Linked DNA regions of Homo sapiens: region 2 is linked to region 1. A link is a contact called in ENCODE Hi-C or POLR2A ChIA-PET data. All regions are on one chromosome and are shown on one strand. Each heading gives the region's core, a stretch centred on a gene start or an enhancer-like site at or near the end of the contact. The rest is flanking DNA. Distances are from core to core; before and after follow the strand shown.

What was found. Hi-C counts contacts between places; a loop is a spot of excess contacts on that map. ChIA-PET counts read pairs that join two places held with the same protein, here RNA polymerase II (POLR2A). Pooled maps may share reads with other maps.
Region 2: a loop to region 1 is called in a pooled map, with 3 times the contacts of the local background. The contact joins the promoter of PHLDB1 here to the promoter of UBE4A in region 1. A Hi-C loop is called at or near these places in 3 of 50 pooled maps. POLR2A ChIA-PET finds 5 or more read pairs at or near these places in 7 of 52 experiments (GM10248, GM12878, OCI-LY7 and 4 more).

What each region holds. Positions count from the first base shown.
Region 1 is chr11:118,357,535-118,361,449 of GRCh38, forward strand. It overlaps UBE4A (ubiquitination factor E4A), which reads left to right and starts at 2,066. Exons shown (of 20, transcript NM_001204077.2): 1 at 2,066-2,140. RefSeq lists an enhancer at 2,003-2,072.
Region 2 is chr11:118,605,762-118,609,676 of GRCh38, forward strand. It overlaps PHLDB1 (pleckstrin homology like domain family B member 1), which reads left to right and starts at 1,854. Exons shown (of 23, transcript NM_001144758.3): 1 at 1,854-1,938. It overlaps LOC124902765 (a long non-coding RNA gene), which reads right to left and starts at 2,750. Exons shown (of 2, transcript XR_007062908.1): 1 at 2,362-2,750; 2 at 1-1,427. RefSeq lists silencers at 2,346-2,435, 2,496-2,565 and enhancers at 2,693-2,987, 3,025-3,699, 3,700-3,915.

The DNA of each region.
Region 1 (3,915 bases), core at 816-3,315:
CAGGGTTTCACCATGTTGACCAGGCTGGTCTTGAACTCCTGACTTCAAGTGATCTGTCCACCTCGGCTTCCCATAGTGCTGGAATTACAGGCATGAGCCACTGCACCCAACCCCATTTTAACTATTTTTAAGTGTACCATTCAATGGCATTAAATATATCCACAATGTGTAGCCATCATCACTACCCATTTCAGAAATTTTTCATCCTCCTAAACAGAAACTTGGTACCCATTAGACAATAACTCCCATTCGCCTCTCCCTCCAATCCCTGGTGACCTCTATTATACTTTCTCTCTCAAGGAATGTGCCTATTCTGTGTACCACATATAAACTGAATCATACACTATTTAGTCCTTTCTGTCTGGCTCGTTTCAGTTAGCATAACGTTTTCAAGGTTCATCAATGTTTCAGCGTGTATCAGAACTTCATTCTTTTTCAAGGCTGAATAAGTCATCTGTAGCTATATACCATATTTTGTTTATGCATTCATCTGTTAATGAACATTCTGGGTTATTTCTACCTTTTGGTTATTATGAATAGTGCTACTGTAAATATATGTATACAAGTATCTGAGTTCCTGCTTTCAGTTATTTTGAACATCTATATCAAAGCGGAATTGCTTGATCATGTGGTTATACTATGTTTAACTTTTTGAGGAATCATCAAACTGTTTTTCCAAAAAGTCTGGACTATTTAACATTGCCATCAGCAACGCATACGGTTTCAATTTCTCCACATCTGCCAACAATTACTTTCCTTTTTTTTTATAGTAGCCATCCTAGTAGGTATTAAGTGGTATCTCATGATTTTTTTTTTCATTTCCCTAAAGACTAGTGGTGTTGAGCACTCTTTCATATGCTTATCCACCATTTGTACAGTTGGCCTTCCATATCTGTGGGCTCTGCATCTGTGGCTTCAACCAACCATGAATTGGAAATATTCCAAAACAAATTTCATCTGTATTGAACATGTACAGACTTTTTGTCATTATTCCCTAAACAATACAACACTATTTAGATTTATGTTGTATTAGGTATTATAAGTGATCTAGAGATGACTTAGTCATCTCTAGGATGACACAGGAGGATGTGCATAGGTTATATGCAAATACTGCATCATTTTATGTAAGGAACTTGAGCATCCTTGGATTTTGGTACCCAAGGGGGTCCTGAAACAAATCCCCCACAGATACCAAGTGGATAGTCATTCTCTTGGAATGTATCTTCTTTGGAGAAATGTCTATTCAAGTCCTTTGCCCTTTTTTGAACTGAACTGTTTGGGGGTTTTTCGTTCTTGTAGTTCTTTACATATTCTAGAGATGAATCCTTTATCAGATATATGAGTTGCAACTATTTTCTCTCAATCTGTGAATTTTCACTTGCACAGCGCTTTTAACTCTTGAAAATTATGCTGCTTCTATTATTTATGTGTATCCCGATCTCTTGCCCTCGTGACCCGCCCGTCTCAGCCTCCCAAAGTGCTGGGACTACAAGGCGTGAGCCACTGTGCCTGGCCATCTATGTGTATCTCAAAACAACCTTGTAGGATGTATACTGTCTCCACTTTACAGATAAGAAAACTGAAATCCAATCAAAGATAGCACACTCCAAAGATTGCTCCAAAGACAGCACAACAATAACAAACTTGTAGTTGTTATTGCTGTTAGTGTTATCCCTTTGAATAATAGAGAGTAACAGAAGCTGCTTCAAAAAGGTCTAGGACTGGTGGGAAAATAAGAGAGCAGACCCCCAACAGAGGTTGCGAGCAGAGCCAGGGATCACAGAGTTTTATCTGCCCTCGGTACGCTGATTTCCAAAACCCAGCCTCATATTCTATACTCCAAAGCGCACTGCCAGGTGGGCCAACTCCAGCCCCCACAATCCGATGCCAAGGCCACTTCTTGCCACTTCCTGCCCGCCTCCAGCCCGCCCCTAACAAGCTAGCGCATGCGCTGTAGGACTATTTGCGCGCCGTTCCCCCCGGTGAGCCTGCACACCGTGCTTCCGGCGCGGAGATGAACTTCCACATGCCCCGGCGCTTGTTGATGACGTAACTTCCGGTTGCTGTGCTGAGTCGGAAGTGGGAACCCTTCGGCCGCTGAGATTCTGTCGTGTCGTCGCTGCTGGCACTTCAGGCTCTGGTAAGACAGGCAATAGCTTCAGGGGACGGGGTCGTTGACTTTGCGTTGTGATATTTTCTGCTGGTCCAATGCCACTTCAAGCCTGTTCACTCTTATCTTCTCCAAATTCCTTCTCCTATGCTTTGCTAACCAGGGACCTTCTCCTTCTTGAACTTCGACCCTGTCTGATTTGGAACCCCTTACAGTGCCCCAGCTTCTGATGTCTCTTTGTACATTTCTGTCCCCATCTTTGCCAAGCCCCTCCTGGAAGAGGCCGGAGCGCTATCATTGCATTATCTTTTGACTTAACTTTCTCTAGAACGTGCCCCGGGCGGGTGGATCTCCCTCCTTCCCGCGAATCCCTTATGGAGCATGGAAGGATAAAATATAAAGAGTAGATAACAAATAGGCAGATGCCAAGAAGATAAGATTAATCGTGAGTCGTAAGCAAACCAGTTCAATGCATACGTCAGGGTGTTGATAATTCTTAAGGCAGGTGATGAGTTCACCACAGATAACTCTTGGGGCACTCTGCTTCATGTTTCCTTGGGTTTAGAAGACACTTCTAAAATTGAGTGACCATGCCTCATGACCTTATATTTGATGAGCCTTCCTTTTAGGATCAGTTTTATGCCCTGACAGCAAGCATGTGTTTAGTCTCGCTGTCATTTACTGTTTTGGTCTCACGTGGAAGCCCACCTGCGATAAAATGGGATCCAAGAAGGACTGCTGTCTGCTTTTTGACTTGAGATCCTTCTAGGCTGCAGATAGATGTGTTGATGGAATTTGTTGCCACATTAGCATGGCCTGATAGTGTTAGGTGAAACATACGACAACGAAAATTGTTTCTTAATTTCTATTTTAAATTGATATTTTAATTTCTATTTTATATTGATATATGTATTATTTGCCAGGACACAGACCTTATGGGAGTATGATTTGATAGAGCTTGATTTTGACGATCCCAGTTTTACAAAGTGTTCCAGATATTTCTGTTGAAAAACAATACCAAGTCTGATGTTAACACACTTGTGTGTTCATGAGAGCTGACAGTGGTCTTAAAGGATTAGTGGTACTATTCATAAACAAAAGCTTGTATTAGGAGGAAGTGACAGAATTTTGTAGGACAGCTATTATAGATATAGATCTTTGCAGCAAGTGTATCAGAGTGAAACTTGTTTTCAAGGAGGATATATTTTAAAAGAATCAAATCCAAAAGCTTCTAAGGTTGGTAGCTGTACCATCCCAAAGTGTCTGACAACAGGATAGTGTTGTATCTCTGTATGGCAGTTGAAAATAGGAAAAAAAATACATACATATATGTATGTATATATGTGTGTGTGTGTGTGTGTGTATTTTTTTTTTTTTTTTTTTGAGACAGAGTCTGGCTCTGTCACCCAGGCTCTGCTCTGGAGTGCAGTGGCACGATCTCAGCTCACGGCAACCTCCATCTCCCAGTTTAAAAGTGATTCTCCTGCCTCAGCCTCCCAAGTAGTGGGATTACAGCCTGGCTAAGGTGTGGTGGTATGCGCCTGTAATCGCTTTTAGTGGAGACGGGGTTTCACCACATTGGCCAGGCTGGTCTCAAACTCCTGACTTCAAGTGATCTGTCTGCCTTGGCCTCCCAAAGTGCTGGGATTACAGGCATGACCTACTGCGCCCGGCGCTGAAAATAGGAGATTATAAATCCCGAATGACATTATTGAATATTAAACAAAATATTTAGGTTTCATTTTATCGGACCTTTAGAGTGGGTGATTATCTGGGTACTCTTACTTTGGTAAGTCCATTGAACA
Region 2 (3,915 bases), core at 604-3,103, 250 kb after region 1:
TAGAGGCCTGACACAGCAGGGGAGAGGACACATTGCACAGCGCCTTTATCATAGGGTCAGCTGGTCCCTGTGTTGGGAGGTCAGTGAGAGAAGTTGGGTGCTGTTTCGACCCTCTGCCTCAGCATCCACTGCCTCCATGGCAGGCTTGATTATTCCCTGAAATTCCTCCTGCCCAGTACAGTAAAGAGGAGCTGGGGGCCGTGAAACAGAATGAAGTGAAAAGCCTCTGAGGTACTGCAATCTGGACCCCTCCCCTCAGTGCTGGGTCTTGGCACATGGGATACAACAGTTTGGGTTTTTTCCTTCTTCCTTTTTTTACATACCCAAATAGCCTGAATATTACTGTTGTGATCTGCCTCATGAAGGTTCATCAGAATTACTTTCATGACTTCAAACAGTATGAAGAGAGGAAAAACTAGAGTCTCGCTCCTCAAATCCTAGGACTTCCTGGTACCCACAGCATATTCTGGATCTTGAGTGTTCCACCTCCATTAGCTATAGCAGGTGGCAGCAAAGGGCGGCCTCTCCCCTCCCCCTCCTTGTCTGCTGCTTGGCCCCGGTCAGCTTCAGTCTCCAGCCGTGGGGGGTCCCCTGCTAAGGCCAGCCCTGTCAATGAGTGACCAGAGATTCCTGTAGTTCAGCCTCCTGCTGTTCCTGGGTTAGGGAGAGACGGCACAAACTAAACTCATTGAATTAGAACAGCACTTGTCCATCTCAAAGAGGATAAATTATTTTTTGCTATCCACCCCAGCTGGAATTTAGACCAGACTTACAGGCTTTCTGCTCCTTCCTTCAGTGAAGAAGAGTCTCCAGGGTCCCTCTAGTGCAGGTCAAAGAAGTCCAGTCCAGCTGAGTTCAGCTCCCTAGGGCCTCCCCAGCCAGTCTCCTGGACCAAGAGCTGGCTTTGCAAGGTAAGGATCCACTGTCAGCGTTGGATTTCGGAGTGGAGGTTGAGATGGAGAATGACTTCAACCTAGCTCAATTTGGGGGCTGCTTTTAGGTGTTTAGTGCCTCCTTCTCTTCCTTATTAACTCCCACTCCTACTACAGGTTGGTGTGCTCAATTGTATGTCTATAGCCTGCCTCCATCTCCCAATCTGTAATCCAGCAAGTCTGTCGGGGTGGAGGGGTGTGGAGCTCCATGGGGGCAAGATGATAATTCCATTCGGTTTTCCTGTGCTTTGGAGTTTGCATGACACTTTAACGAGTCTTCTTGTGCCTATCCTTAAGAAAGTCTGTGAAGCCTGATGTGCGTGGCTATCAATGTCATTTACAGCTCTTCATGGTGGGGCTTGGAATAGGGCGAGGGGAGGAGGTGACAGGGAGAAGACCTGGGTACCCTCAGTAGATGTTCTGGAGATGTTGAGAGCATGTTGTAGGGGCTTCGATTTGGGAGGTTCAGTGGGAGCCCGTGGAGGTTTCAGGCATCTAAGGCAAAAAGAAAGAGGGGAGAGTTTGGGGGAGGGAGAACGGATTGTCAAAAACACCCTCTCAAAAGCGTGTTAAAGCCTGGGAGTGGAGGGTGGTCTAGGAGAGTCGGGAGGGCAGGGTGGGAGGAGAGGGGGATGTGTGGTGGTGGTGGTGGTGGTGGTGGTGGTGGTGGTGGTGGTGGTGGTGGTGGTGGTGATGGTGGAGAGCCCAGCTGCAAAGATGAACAAAGCGGGCGCTGTGCAGGCTGGGGGAGGTGCTGCTGTGGGAAAGGGTGGGTGGGGGGACCTTGGGCTCCAGCCCCACAAGGGCGTCTTCTTTGGCTGGCCAGGCGGACGGGACGGGGGACGGGGGCGGGGACTGGCGGGAGGGGGGCGGGACAGGCTCGCTCTCCTCCTACTTAGCGAGCTCCCGGGGAAAAGCAACGGTGTCCTCCTAAGCCTGAGGCCACCGCGACCGAGCCGAGCCAGGCTAAGGGACCAGTGTCTCCCTGCCCCCCCCCCACCTCTAGGTAAGAGCGCCCCGTCCCACTACACTTGCGGGTCCCATTCGCTGCGGTGCTAGGACTGGATAAGGGGAAGTCCCCGGGGCCTGGCGAGAGCCCTGAGATCAGCTCTAGGCTAGGGAGCTCGGCAGAAACCCGTGGGGGAGAGAGGGCACCCCAGGTGAGTGCGTGGGGGCGAAAGGAGCGTTATGGGGAGTTTTCCTGTGAGCCTCTTGCTTTTGCCTTCCTCGGCCGCTGCCAACGCCACCGCCAGAGGGGGCCGTGACGCTCTCCCCCCCTTGGAGAAACTCTGATCCTGGCCCTATCCAGACTCTCCCGCCGGCACCCAGGCGGCCGGGCGGACACTCGCGGGGTATCGGGCGGCGAGCGCGCGCGCGGGTTTTCGTCCTCCAGCGCCCCACACCTCCCCCTCTCCGCCCACAGCAGGACCTTGGGGCGGGGGTATCTCCTGTGACGTCTCCCCGCCTGTCCCCAGGCCGGCCGCCTTGATGGACCAGGAAGGGATTCGGAGTCCGGCTCAGAGTCTTGAGCGTCTAGGAGGGCTGCCTGGGGGTGTCCAGGAGATGGGAAGCCCGCCTGGGGCCTCCCAGGCACTCCCCAAGGCCCCACGTCCTCGGGGGCCGGGGAGGCCGCCTGGGGCGCCTTGCCACGCCCGCGCGGTCCCTATTGGAATCCCTAGCGGAGTTCCCCGAGCGGAGGCTGACCCAAGTCATCCGGGCTCCCCCGGGATAGGGAAGTGCGGGCGGGCGGCTGGGTAGGGGCGCCGGCGCAGGGTGGCCGAGTCGCCCGCTAGCGCTTCCGCCGAGGCAGGCTCGAGTGGGGACTTGGCCGGGCGACCGCACAGCCCTGCCGGGGACCCACGGCTCTGGGGCGGGGCTGCATTCTGGGCCGTTAGCTCAGCGGTCCTGGAGCCTCCCGAGGCTGACTCATCGGGCGGCGGGCTCACCCCCCAGCCGTCAAACGCAAACGCAGGCGCCCCACCACGCCGGGCTCCCACGCGGCACACACGCACGCCTCCGCGACACTTCGCACACCTACGTCCCTGCGTCACGCCACCCAGACACACCCGGACCCGCCCACACGCCGAGGCCTTCCCACGCACTCCATGCCTTACGCCTCACAGGAAAGCGCCCCGCGCTCACGCAGCCCCTCACACCCGCAGCCCCGCTTACACGCGCCCCAGCTCACACATGCACCCCAGTCACACAGCCTACCTCACACACGCACCCCAGTCACACACACAACCCAGCTCACACACGTACCCGTCACACATGAGGCCCCAGCTCACACACGAAGCCCAGCTCACACACGCAGCCCCAGCTCTCACACACACACCCCAGTCAAACACGAGGCCCCAGCTCACACACGAAGCCCAGCTCACACACACTGCCCCAGTTACACAGCCCAGCTCATGCAAGCAGCCCGTCACACACACAGCCCAGCTCACACACACAGCCCAGCTCACACAAGCAGCCCGTCACACACACAGCCCAGCTCACACACACAGCCCCAGTTATACACACACAGCCCAGCTCACACACGCAGCCCGTCACACACACAGCTCAGCTCAATACACAGCCCAGCTCACACACACAGCCCCAGTTACACACACAGCCCAGCTTACACACACAGCCCAGCTCACACACACAGCCCATCACACACACAGCCTATCACACACACAGCTCAGCTCAATACACAGCCCAGCTGACACACGCAGCCCAGCTCACACATACACTCCAGCTCACACACGCAGCCCGTCACACAGCCCCAGCCACACACACAGCCCAGCTCACACACGCAGCCCAGCTCACACATGCAGCCCCCTCACACATGCAGCCCCAGTCACACACACAGCCCAGCTCACACCGCAGCCCCAGCTCACACACGCGGCCCCTCACACACATTCAGCCGCCCTTCCCGCAGCTGCCAGGCTCGGAACGGGCGGTGTCTGTGGGGGCCGCCCCGTTTCCCGGCCGCGCAAAC